Linked DNA regions of Homo sapiens: region 2 is linked to region 1. The links are chromatin contacts, found by Hi-C in ENCODE. All regions are on one chromosome and are shown on one strand. The core of a region is the stretch at or near the end of the contact, and the rest is flanking DNA. Distances in the headings are between cores, read along the strand shown.

What was found. A loop is a pair of places that touch in the nucleus more often than their neighbours do. Pooled maps may share reads with other maps.
Region 2: a loop to region 1 is called in a pooled map, with 2.9 times the contacts of the local background. The contact joins two enhancer-like sites. A Hi-C loop is called at or near these places in 2 of 37 single-sample maps with no recorded cell type and 9 of 50 pooled maps.

What each region holds. Positions count from the first base shown.
Region 1 is chr11:35,026,722-35,033,532 of GRCh38, reverse strand. LOC105376626 (a long non-coding RNA gene) reads left to right here. Exons shown (of 4, transcript XR_001748180.2): 3 at 3,268-3,364. Among named protein-coding and RNA genes, the nearest start is that of MIR1343, 88 kb to the right of the region's middle. RefSeq lists enhancers at 3,239-3,358, 2,321-3,520. Within about 2 kb of position 3,337, at least 18 of the 41 ENCODE cell types and tissues checked have a DNase peak (open chromatin) inside an H3K27ac peak, as active enhancers do.
Region 2 is chr11:35,268,611-35,275,421 of GRCh38, reverse strand. All of the region lies in intron 9 of SLC1A2 (solute carrier family 1 member 2), which reads left to right. Among named protein-coding and RNA genes, the nearest start is that of SLC1A2-AS1, 9.8 kb to the left of the region's middle. RefSeq lists an enhancer at 2,627-2,676. Within about 2 kb of position 2,806, at least 5 of the 41 ENCODE cell types and tissues checked have a DNase peak (open chromatin) inside an H3K27ac peak, as active enhancers do.

The DNA.
Region 1 (6,811 bases), core at 2,088-4,587:
CTATGTGAAACCAATGAACTTCATTCTTTGGTTTTCTCTTGCAATGTCCAATTGTTCAGAAGGTAGAGAAGAAATAATTCTCCTCTCATTCTCTTTGACAATGGAATTTGGCCTTGAGAGGAAGACAGATGTTTAAGTCCTCAGAGAATGAGGTGTGACCAGCAGACTGAGGATTGAGGGCAGAAAGGAAAGAGGGTACCGGTAGCAAGGAAGTATACATTCTGAAGGGGCAGGAGGGACGCGGAATGAGATCTGGCACCTCCTCCACTTCCTGAACCTGAAGTATGTGAGGTGTGAGCAAATAAAGAGCCTCTAATCATGAGACTTGGAAGTCAAGTGGCGGACCCAGGCGCTGCCAGGTCCTCATTAGGGCAATGAGATGGAGTTCAGAGAAGAGGTCATGCCATCTTCAATCCCCATTGGTGCAAGGCAAAGTCTGTTCCACTATACAAGGTCAAGCCTGCGTGGTTAGAGCTTCTCTTATTCCCACTCCTCCATTCCCTAATTTTAGTGCAGGGGGAGGATTTTCAAAAATTTTCAGACTAAAAACAACGATTGAGCAAGCTAATTAAGTGGTATGAGTGGTTTCAACAAAACCCCACACTTAGCGGCCAACATGGATTAAGGTGGAGGCTGCTTTTAGGTAATCCACATTGTTTTTCAAGCATCCCCTCCAGCAGTCAGGCTCAAAACACATGTTAAAGTTTTGTTTTAAGTACTCTTGGTTCAAAACACCTTTATAGACATTATCAGAAAAAGAGAAGTTGTCCAACTAACCCCAAGTTTGCTATGCCCTTTTAAATCTGATCCTCATCCTTACATATCGCAGATACTCCAAAGCTTTTCATAGCAAGTGTCCAAGACCAGGGATAGCACTGTCATAATAGTTAACATATGTTGAGTGACGACTGTGTCCCAGGCATTGTTCTAGGCAACGTTCCTATATAATTCTATTTAATGTTCAGAAAACCTTTATGAGTTTTTACCCATTTTTCAAGCTGGGAAAATGAGACAATGAAGAGTCAAGTGACTTGTCCAATGTCACCAGCTATAAGGGGCAGCGATAAGACCATCTGCAGTTTGCACTTGTAAGCATTTGGCTATACTGCTGTAGACTGCAAATATGCAGCACTCATACATTTACTCTCCTTTCCTCATCCAGAGCAGACACCACTGGCCATTTACACAACAATCCTACCAAGCTTAATCACTAATCCATTGATCTGTGAATTCCTACAAGTTGATGAGTGTGAGCACTAGAATGGAAATCTCTTTGCAGTTCCCTAGACCCTCCTTCTTTGCTTTCTGTTCTGCCTCAAACCTTGTCTCTGCTCTACTCCAAAGACTGATTCTACTCTCACTCTGGGCCTCCACACTTGATGTCCTGGTCTCTTCCCAAGTTTGACTCAGGCTAAGATTTAGCCCCAGGCCCCTCTTGCCCTTTTCCTGGTTCACTCGTCATCACATGCCTATCATGAGCTGGCTCTGTGATTCAGTCAGTGTTGATTTGTATCTGAGATGCAGAGATAATGTAGTAGCAATAGGCAGGACAGAAAAGCAAGCCTCCATAACAAACTCATTTGAAGAATCCTAAGCTTTGCACCATCAATACAAATTTCTGTGTGAAAACCATAAAGACAGAACTAACTTTACATGTTGAATCCATCGAGTCAAGTAAACTTTTAAAAGAAAATTTTAAAAAGAAAGAAAAAGAACTTTAGATGTGGTGTCAAATTCAAAAGATCTTATAGTTGGAGATATACCACTGAATGATTCTGTCAACGTCCTTTAAAATGGCAAAAAAAAAAAAAAAAGCCACCTCAATTTTAATCAACTGAATCATGAACACAAGGAAATTTTTTAATTTTGGAGGAATACTTACTATTTGTTGGGCATCAAAGATGCTAGATGGAGGGTTGAAAAGCTATAGGTTCTAACTAGCTGTGCAATACTGGAAAATCACAGTCTTTCTGAGCTATAGTTGGTCTGTGAAATGTAGTGGTTAAATTTAGGGCCTCTCAGTCCTCTTGCAGTCCCAAAGTTCTGGGTCAATGCAGTTTTTATTTCAGAAGCTCTTGTCCTTATCTGCTTTGTCTTCGAGGAGTCACTAGAGGTGCCCCAAATGGACTTGCAAGGGTCCTGTTCATTTCCACAGGTGGGAACCACGTAGAATCCTATGTTACTTTCCTTCTCTGCTCTGCCCACTATTTTGCCCACTGCTGTTCCCTGTGGGGTGCCTGGAGAGCTGGTTTTGTGGGGTCTAAAGTCTATTACCCATCATTACCACCACAGCCATTGGGCATTATGGGACATTAACATCCTCAGGATGCCAAAGCTCTTTTAGGGATTGTACGCTGTAGTGTTGGAACCTGAAGCAGGGTTGCCAAGCTCTGCCAAAGACCATTTGCTCAGAGGCACATTTGAGATGCTGTGACAACTTTCAGGGGCACCACTGAAATTCTTGATGACTTGTCAGTCTCTTCTCTATTTCCGCCCAGAACACCACGGGCTGCCTAAACACCCAAGTCCCACAAAATATAGGACTGGTCTAATGTGTCCCTGGAAACTATTGAGACAAACCCATTATCTGAGAAGCCAGGACGAGTTATAATTAGAAGCCTGATGAGTCAGAGCTCATGGGCACTAGCTCAGAAGCCCTCACTCATAAGATGACACATCAGCTTGACGTCCGCTGGAGCTCATCCTGGGCGTCAGAATTCAGCCTCGTACAAGGATGGAAGGAATCGGCTGGAGAGGTGGGAGAGTCGCTGAGCACAAGGACAGGCCTGCTGGGCCCAGCCTCTCGCCAGGAACACAGAGCATCTCACACAGGAAGCCCAGGCAAACTGATACAAAATTTCACTAGAAAAAAAAAAATTCCTTTTACCACACACAATTTCTCTTTAATTTTTCTTAAGGTGCTGCAGTTGCTAATTTAAGCCTTTCACATAATTTCCCAATATTGACTTAAATTTATGATCTTTACCACACATCCTCCCCAGCCTGGTGGATTCAGAAAGAGTAAGGGGGTTAAAATCCTATCTCCATTACCTACTGGCTTTGTGACTATGATAAATCCTGTCAAATTTTCCAAACCTTAGTCCCCTTATTTATAAAATGGGTTTTTTATGAGGATGAAAAAATAATAATACATGCAAAGCACCTGGCATACGATCTGCACAATTCATGATCAATAAATGTCAGTTTCCTTCCTTCCTGGTAGAAGTCATCAGATGGTACTAACTCTAGGTTTTCTGTCTGACACAGAACACACCCTTCAAAGTGCTAATGCTGTTCCAGCTCAGCAGACACCTCGTCTCGGGAAAGCCATTAGAAACCCCCAAAATACTACATTTTTCTCCTGGTAAGTAGCTCACTTCCCACAACCACTTTGCATAAAGTGAGCTCAACAAATGAGTCACGCTGCTTGCAGAAGCAAATTCGGGAACCACACCCAAAACAGAGGCATCTTGACTTTTCCCAAGAAGCTGTCATTATCACCAGAAAGAGGGTTTGGGGGACCTATAGTTAGAAAACCTCAAACTCCCAAGCTACCTCTGAATTCATGTGCAAACCTAAGAGCTCATTTTTTTTTCAAGGATTTTTTTTTTTATCCACAGCATTCAGTGACAGCTGAGAGTCACTGGCCATTTATGATTATTTACTTTTTGAAAACTTCTATCATAGCATTTAAATTATAATTATGATTTTCAAGAAAAATTTCAAGAATTTATTCATTGCATAAAAATAGACACAATTTCATTTAGACCAACCCTTTCTGACCTGCAGGCTGCAGGATAAAGTAGACAGTGCATGGGATTATAGTCAGAAGACCAGGATCCAAGTGATGGTTTTGCCACTTACTGAATGATTTAGGGCAAGCTTCTGAGACTCAGAGGTTTATCCATAAAGTGGAAAGAACTATATATATTGTATGATTCAGAAATAATGAAATATATGAAAGTACATGGAAAACTTAATGCAATACAAAACGTTAGATTTTTTTAAAAAGTAATCTTTAATCCTTTATATTTACCCAATAGTCCTGGTACTAATTTTTTTGAATTAATTTTGTTGGCTCATTTCTGCATCCTTCTAAATTAATGTATATATTTTAAAGCTATTGGCTTTCAAAATGAATGGAAAACTCTGCATTCATGATTGATTGGCTAGAATAAAGACTGTTAAATAGTTTTGAATGATTATATGTCTAAAAATTTTGTTTTCCAATGTGAGATACCTTGTTTGCCAAAATGTCCACATTGTTCCCTTCTCAGTACAGAGCTCTTTTTAATGCTACTGTGCAACTCTTCCCCATTCTTTGAATCTGGGCTGGTTTGTGACCTGCTTAGGCCACTATAATGGCACAAAATTGACGCTGTGACAGTTCTGAGTCTTGGCATCAAGGGGCTGTGCACTTCCAATCTTACTCTCAGAATCTTGCCAATGCCACATGGATGAGTCTGGGCTAGCTTCTGGTTGATGAGAAACATATAACCTCATTACCAGAGACTTTAAACCCACTCAATAAATAGCTAATAGCCATACATGTGAGTGAGGCCATCTCAGATCAGGCAGCACCAGGTTGACCTATCAGCTGAGCACAAACACATGACTGAGCCCAGCCAAGATCAACTGGGTCAGACCCTAAGAATCAGCACCATCCCCTCATTTGTGAGTAATGATTGTTTAAGCTACTATATATTTTTTTTTAACACAGCAACAGATTGACTGATATACAAGGTTTCTATATCATTAAAAAATGAACTCCTCATAACATGCCAGACTAAGGTAACAGAAATGGGGTCCCTCCCTTTATAAACCTAAAGAAATGCTGGCTGAAATACATGGCCAAGTTCAAGAGACATAAAGGAAATCTCCAACGGCAAAATAAAGAGAACTCAAACATACTATATGGCAGTAAGCAAAAGCGGATATTGTCGCCTGTGGGCACATAACTTTGCACATGGTTATAGGCATTAGTGACTGGGGGACAAAGTTTTTTTTATTGTTATTATACTTTAAGTTCTGGGTTACATGTGCAGAACGTGCAGTTTTGTTACATAGGTATACACGTGCCATGGTGGTTTGCTGCACTCATCAACCCATCACCTACGTTAGGTATTTCTCCTAATGTTAAACCTCCCCTACCCCCCCACGCCCCACAGGCCCCTGTATGTGATGTCCCCCTCCCTGTGTCCATGTGTTCTCATTGTTCAACTCCCACTTATGAGTGAGAACACGCAGTGTTTGGTTTTCTGATCTTGTGATAATTTGCTGAGAATGATGGTTTCCAGCTGCATCCATGTCCTTGCAAAGGACATGAACTCACCCTTTTTTATGGCTGCATAGTATTCCATGGTGCATATGTGCCACATTTTCTTAATCCAGTCTATTATTGATGGACATTTAGGTTGGTTCCAAGTCTTTGCTATTGTGAATAGTGCCACAATGAACGTACGTGTGCATGTGTCTTTACAGTAGCATGATTTATAACCCTTTGGGTATATGCCCAGTAATGGAAGTGCTGGGTCAAATGGTATTTCTAGTTCTAGATCCATGAGGTATCGCCACTCTGTCTTCCACAATGGCTGAACTAATTTACACTCCCACCAACAGTGTAAAAGCATTCCTATTTTTCCACAACCTCTCCAGCATCTGCTGTTGCCTGACTTTTTAATGATCGCCATTCTAACTGGTGTGAGATTGTATGTCATTGTGGTTTTGATTTGCATTTCTCTAATGACTATTGAGGATGAGCATTTTTTCATATGCCTGTTGGCTGCATAAATGTCTTCTTTTGAGAAGTGTCTGTTCATATCCTTTGCCCATTTTTTGATGGGGTTGTTTGCGTTTTTCTTGTAACTTTGTTTTTAGTTCTTTGTAGATTCTGGATATTAGACCTTTGTCAGATGGATAGATTGCAAAAATTTTCTCCCACTCTGTAGGTTGCCTGTTCACTCTGATGATAGTTTCTTTTGCTGTGCAGAAGCTCTTTAGTTTAATCATTTATCAATTTTGGCTTTTGTTGCCATTGCTTTCAGTGTTTTAGACATAAAGTCTTTGCCCATGCCTATGTCCTGAATGATATTGCCCAGGTTTTCTTCCAGGATTTTTATGGTCCTAGGTCTTATGTTTAAGTCTTTGATCCATCTTGAATTGATTTTTGTATAAGGTGTAAGGAAGGGGTCCAGTTTCAGTTTTCTGCATATGGCTAGCCAGTTTTCCCAACACCATTTATTAAATAGGGAATCTTTTCCCCATTGCTTGCGTGTCTTAGGTTTGTCAAAGATCAGATGGTCGTAGATGTGTGGTGTTATTTCTGAGGTCTCCGTTCTGTTCCATTGGTCTATATAGCTGTTTTGGCACCAGTACCATGCTGTTTTGGCACCAGTACCATGCTGTTTTGATTATTGTAGCCTTGTAGTAATGTTTGAAGTCAGATAGCGTGATGCCTCCAGCTTTGTTCTTCTTGCCCAGGATTGTCTTGGCTATGCAGGCTCTTTTTTTGTTCCATATGAAGTTTAAAGTAGTTTTTTCCAATTCTGTGAAGAAAGTCAGTGGTAGCTTGATGGGGATAGCATTGAATCTATAAATTACTTTGGGCAGTAATGCCATTTTCATGATACTGATTTTTCTATCCATGAGTATGGAATGCAAGAACAAACAAACAAAACCTTTCTAATGTCAAAGCATTTTCCCTTTCATATCTTTCTTTAATGGTATATTTGCAGCTGTTTCCTGTTAATCCTTTGTCTGTCTGACTTCCTTCTTTAGGGTGATGGGATCCTTAAGACAAGCACAGAGTATG
Region 2 (6,811 bases), core at 1,557-4,056, 240 kb before region 1:
AGGAGGCAGGATGGAGTGGTAAATGGGAGCCAATACCAGGAAGAGGTAATAAATAACTGTGTCTGGCTACAGGTAGGAAAAGGAAAATCAAAATAAAGTGAAATCCGAGTGGACCTATGGCCTAATTCTCACATAAGACTCTGCTAGTGAGATCTTTTCTGGGCTCACATGTGCTAATTGGGGAATATAGTTGAGACGGCACTTAGAAGGAAGACCTCAAAGAGCCTCCACCCTCCAGGAGGGCTCTGAAGCTCCTCCCAACAGCATTCCTCTCTGGAGAGAATAGAGCATTCATTCTCAAACTCGAGCATGCACCAAAATCTCCCAGAGATATATCTGAGGTGGGGCTGGAGAATTGACATTTCTAGCAAGTTCCCAGGTGATTCTGATGATGCAATCTCCAGGGACTCTCCCTTCCAGAAGCAATGAACTAGAGACGGAGAAGGAAAACAGGAGTTTCTGATTGTGGGTATATGAGCACCTCTACTTTTTTTTGAGTTAACTCTTGACAGTTGATGCATCCTTTCAAAAAAATAGATTGAAAAGATACAGGATGCAAATAGCTAATACTTAGTGAGTGCTCCTTAAGTGTTAGATATTGTTCTAAGCACTTTACATGGGCTCGTTTGAAAGTCACAGCAGATTATGAAGCAACTAATAGTATTATCATTGTTTTACAGTTGAGAAAACAGGTTCAGAGAGAAGTAACTTATCCCAATTTAGTGGATATTAACTGGCTGAATTGGGGTTCAAACCCAGATGATCTAGATATCCTTGGGTGTTCCAAGCATGCTCATCTGAGTTCTGCTGTTTTAAAAATTTGAGACACACACATGCACATGCACACACACACACACACAAACTTAACTAACTGACCCTCCACTCATGGCTGGTGGAAAACAAAACTAATTCCTACGTTAACCTTTTCTTTGAAGATTTTAGGGGCTTATGTCTATCTTAGTCTTTTGCTTTGATTTCCCACTTCCACTGAATTCTCTTTTTTACATCTTATCTCCGGTCTACATCAACCTCCCCATGGAATGTGGCCCCTTTTCCACTAAGTCCTTTCCTCTCTCACCAAAGTTTCTCTGACTTGAGGCAGCATAATTGCAGATCAAGGCGGGATGGGGCAGGGCTATAGTTCTGCGCAGCAAAATCATTTTTTGATATATCACAAAATAAATGCATGTTCATAGCAAAGGGAAGGACAAAGTTCAAAAGAGTAATAAAATGAAAAAGAAGTCGTCTCCCCTTCATCGACTGTTGAATCTCAAGTGTTATTTCACTGTTAATAATTTCAGGTAGCACAGACATAAAATAAAAATGTAATGTTAGGCATCTCCTTTTCTAAAAAATCTTTTAGTATTCCCCACCCCTGGGAATTTCCCCTTGGGACTCCTTGTTCTCCATCTTTGAATATTTCCCCAGCTCTCTGGACACCCCTCTCCTTTTCATCTGTAAAGTAATCTGAGCTCTCTGTGCCTCTCTCCTCATCCTGCTAGATCATGGCCTGCATCCTGACTTTTTACCACGAAAATATCTAACCAGATGTTTTACTAAACAAAAACCAATTGTGTCTCTAGAGCTAATCTGCTTTCAAGTCTTAAATTCACAATCCATCCTGGTCCTGCCCCTTCCACATACCAGCCTCCCCATTCTCCCCTGCCCAGCCTGTGCCATAAGTAAATGAAACATAGTCTCAGTCCTCAAGGAGCTTATAGTCTAGTAATGGGGTCAAGAAATCCCAATGGAGCCTCCTAGGTGCAAAAAGAAATGGATAAGGTGTAGGGAGGAATAAAAGAGAAAATGCTCTGATCCCCTTTTCACCTGGACTAAAAATGGTAATATAATGAGAAGCTTCTTCTGGGTCATATAAGCCTTTTATATAAAACAGCCTTGGTGGAGGACCTCTTGGTTGACAAGCACTCAATACATGTTAGCAGTTATTATCTTCTCAACATGCTTGCAGGTGAGTATCCCTCTCCATATGTTACGAATGAGAAAGCTGAGCAGGACAGGCTAAGAAATCTTTAATGCTTGAGCTGGGAGTGTCATCCAGGCTGGTATCCGGACTTCACGCTCTTAGCCAATGCTTACGTGGATCTCCTTTTCTTCCCTAACCCCATGTGACTTTAGCCCTTGAATGCCCAGAGCTGTGCCAGCCTTCCTCGGGTTTGGGGCCTCAAGTGACCCCTCTTCCACACCCTGCCCCTAAAGACAGTCCCTTCGCACCATGCATCCTGAGAGGCAGGTGCTATGTTTTGTTTCTATCAATATTAAGTTGAACCATATGAAATTGCCAATATTTGACCTTTTTATATGGAAATAAATGGCAATTTCATATGGTTCAATCCAATGCAAGACACCAGATGAATTGTGGGTGACAGCTCCCTCAGCCCTGTTCTTCTCTGTGAACCAGGAGTTCCAGACGATTTCACATTTCCCTGTTGGAGGATTTAGACTGAGAGATGAAGATGAGAGAGAGTACCTTGGTACTTGTTTTTCTTTCAGTGAACCAGACCCAGTGACTCAGTGTGAAGTAACTCGGTCAAGCCCCTCTCTCATTTTTGGTTCCTGGTGACCTCTAAAGCATAGCCGTGTCATCTGTAGAAAACCCATGAAATGCAAGATCTGCTTTCATCTTCATCCCCTTCTTGCAGTCCTGACACACAGCGTCCAGACCCAAAGATGGTGTCACACACTCTAAAAGTTGTCTTTTACCAAGCCTTAAAGCTCTTGAGGGCAACGCGAAAGACAGGGTTTCCTGAGTGGTGAGGGATGATTGTGAGAGAAAATGAAACTCTGCCTGTGAAGAAACTTTCCACACATGAACCACAAACTCCCATGTCCTGCCTTGGGCCCCAGTTAAACTTCCCCAGAGTTGGTCAGACATTCCCCTGGCAGCCTCAAGGGTGTTCTGCCTTGCAGCATTTTCAGAAAGGAAGACCCATGCAGAGCAGCCATGACCTACCTCCTGGCTGGGCATCCTGGGAATCTTCCCAGAATGCCTTGTGGCAGAGAAACCTGGCATGAGAGGGCTCTGTATTCTAGTTTAATCCAAATTGACAGCTTTCTGTTTAACAGATCCCCTTTAACGTCCTGCCTTCTCACTTAGAAACCTATTTTCATAATCTTACCTTTTACTCCTTCCCTTCTGTATTGATGGAATACAGTCCCTCCACCAAAGGAAATGGCCTTTATCTCCACTCTGGACTTCCATCCTCTCTGATCTCTCTAGGAACCTAACTTCATCAATTATTCCCTCTTCTCTGTATCTTCAGTTACTTCTTCCCCACCAACCTCTTCTCATTTTGATTTAAACATGTTCAAATATTCTACCTCTTAAAACAAAACACAAATTTGATCTCCTTTCCATTTCCATCTGCCATTTCCTCTCCTTCCTTTCTCAATCAATCATCTTGAATAAGCTGATTATACATAATGTCTCCATTTCTTCACTTCACTTTCCATTTTTTACCTATAGTGAGCTGGCTTCTATCACTACCTCTGTATTGAAACTGCTCTTGCCAGGCCAATAGTGACCTCTTTGTTGTTAAAACCAAAAGAATCTTCTTTTTTAAGATGGAGTCTCGCTCTGTTGCCCAGGCTGGAGTGCAGTGGCGCTATCATGGCTCACTGCAACCTTCGTCTCTCAGGCCCAAGCGATTCTCCCACCTCAGCCTCCAGAGCAGCTGGGATTACAGGTGCACGACACCACACCCGGCTAATTTTTTGCATTTTTAGTAGAGATGGGGTTTCACCGTGCTGGCCAGGCTGATCTCAAACACCTGACCTCATGATCCACCCACCTCAGCCTCCCAGAGAAACGTCTTACCCTCATCTCACCTGATCCCTAGATAATAATTAGGGTTGTTTGCCATACCCTTATTTTGAAGCATACTTCCATTTACTTACAAAATGACAAACTCTTCTAGTTTCCTTTAACTTTTGCAGGCTCTTATCTTGCCCATTCATTAAAAGTTGGTTGACCTTAGTGTTCCAGCCTAGACTGTCTGCTTTTTACACTCTGCATTCTCTCCAAGGGTTAATTAAGCACCTCGGTGGCATCCTCAGCCTTCTCTATGGGATGAGTCCTATTATCACCTGCATCACAGATGTGTCTCCTGACCATCAGTCTATATTACCAGCCATCTGTGGGGCATCTGCTCATAACTGAGTCACATGCTTCACCCTCAACGTGTCCAAACCAAAGCCAGAATCTTTCCCGCTCCAACTGACCATGCTCCCTACATATGGTTACATTGTCTACTGGTTGCCCAAACCAGAAACCTGAGAGGAATCTTTGACTCTTTTTTATTCCCTATAACCAATCAGTCTTCAAGTCCTATAATTCTGTCTCCTGAGTCTTGCTCAAATCCATCTTTCTCCAAACCCATCATATCCTCACTAACTGGATTTCACTCTTTCAGGCTTATGATTTTTTAGTTCGTTCTTCACAATGGAACAAACATGATCTTTTCTTTCAATGGCTCTTCATTACACTTGAGATAAAGACTAACTCCTGAACTTGGCTGATAAGGCCATACATGATTTGGTTAATTCTTACTTTCTGCGTCTCTCACTATACTTGTTAGCCATCCTGAATTCATCTAAGTGTTCCTACCTCTTAGATTTCATGCATATTATTTCTTTCCTCTCTCTATCTCATTTTCTTGGACTTATCCTTAGGGCCCAACTCAAGACACTTCTACTTAAAGCTTTTCTTATGACCCAAGTGTGATAGTGTTCTACCTACATGACCCTGTAGCACTCTGTACTCATTTCTTTTTGAACATTTATCTCACTCTAGTGGAGGAGGTAGACAAATAAACAGTACGTGGGTTCTTGGGGAAAAGGGAGTTTAAGAAGGATTTTTGCTGCCTAAGCAATTGGCATAGTGCCCTTACACACTCTAAGATGCTTATTAAACATCTGTTGAATAAATAAATTCACTAACAAAGAACTCAAACTATTAGAGTTGATGTTTTCTTCTTTCTACTTAGCTATTAACAGGTGTAAGAAAAGGAACATTTTCTTGCTCATGTATGCCTGTAACCTACAATGAGTACTTAAAGGATGTCTAGTATTTCTCTTATTCCGCTTAGTACAACCTCCTGTGAGGTTGGGATTAGCCTCATTCCCTTGCTCAGGTGAAAAGTTATTTGCTCAAATGGGAATCAGAAGCCCTGGGTTAGTGTTCTCACCCAAGGTCCAGGGCCCTTTGCATCTTGATTTTGCATCAAAAGAATAAAAGCATCAATCTGCTTTTATTGTTTTTTAAAAATTCATTTTAAAATATTCTTTCATTCATTTTTGAGACAGAGTCTTGCTCTATGGCCCAGGCTGGAGTGCAATGGCACAATCTTGACTCACTGCAGCCTCTGCCTACCGGGCTCAAACGATTCTCCTATCTCAGCCTCCCGAGTAGCTGGGATTACAGGCGTGCACCACCACGCCTGGCTAATTTTTGTATTTTTAGTAGAGACTGGGTTTAGTAGAGACCAGGGTGGTCTTGCACTCCTGACCTCAAGTAATCCACCCACCTCAGCCTCCCAAAGTGCTGGGATTGCAGGCGTGAGCCACTGCATCCGGCCAGTCTGCTTTTATTCTATACAACTCTGTCTTCCATCCATTCCTGTCTTAATGGCTATTTCATTGGCCAGAGTTCTTTTTCAAATTCAAGGAGATTTGATGGCATGGAAGAGATGTGGTGGTAAAAAGAAAAAATGTGGGGAAAACTTACTCAGAAATCCTATTCCAAAAACTTGGCTGCTTCAGTGGCTGCTTCTGGAGAGCAAGGATTTGGTGTCAAGGGTTGAAGAAGCAGTCGTTTGTAAACTTATGTCAACCACTTGAGTGGAAATGGATGTGTTAAACTGGAAAAGTCATTAACCCTTTAGCATAATATTTTGTGCTTTTGTTCATAACATGGTGTGTGAGTGGAGTTATCCCCAAAAACGGTAGGACCCAGCACATAATGAGTGTCAACCATAGGCTAGGAACTGAATTTGTCTTCCCCAAATTCTACAAAATATTAATAGTTATTTTGGCTACATGAGAAAAATTATGGTTGAGAAAGTGTCTTAGTCCATTCAGACTGCTATAACAAAATACTATAGACCAGGTAGGTGGCGTATAAACAGCAAAAATTTATTTCTTACAGTTCTGTGGAGGCTTGAAAGTCCAAGATCAAGGCACTGGGAGATTCTGTGTCTGGTGAGGGCCTGCTTCCTCATAGACAGCTATCTTTTCACTCTGCCTCACATGGTAGAAGGGCCAAGGAGTCTCTATTGGGCCTCTTTTCTGAGGTCACTGATCCCATTCATGAAGGCTCCACCCTTGTGACCTAATCACCTCCCAATGGTCCCATCTCCAAATACCATCACCTTGGAGATGATTAGGTTTCGTCATATGAATTTTGGGGGGATGCAAACGTTCAGATCACAGCAGTAAGTCATCCAGATCACACAGTTAGTAGGTGGCTGAGCTAGATTCAAAATCAGGGCTGTGTGGTTCCAGGGTGCTTCTCAACATGTGGCAGATGGTGGATTCTGGAATGGTACCGCCTGTGTTCACATTTGCTGTATGACTTTACTAGGATGTCAGACTTTGGGAAGCCACTAATCTCTCCAGGCCTTAGTTCTGTCATCTAGTAAATACGAATAATATTACCTCTTCAGAGTTACAGTGAGGGTTAATAAGGTAGTATCTATAAAGTATATTCTTTGTTTTCTTTTCTTTCTTTCTTTTTTTTTTTTTGAGGCAGAGTCTTGCTCTTGCCCAGACTGGAGTGTAGTGGCACCATCTCGGC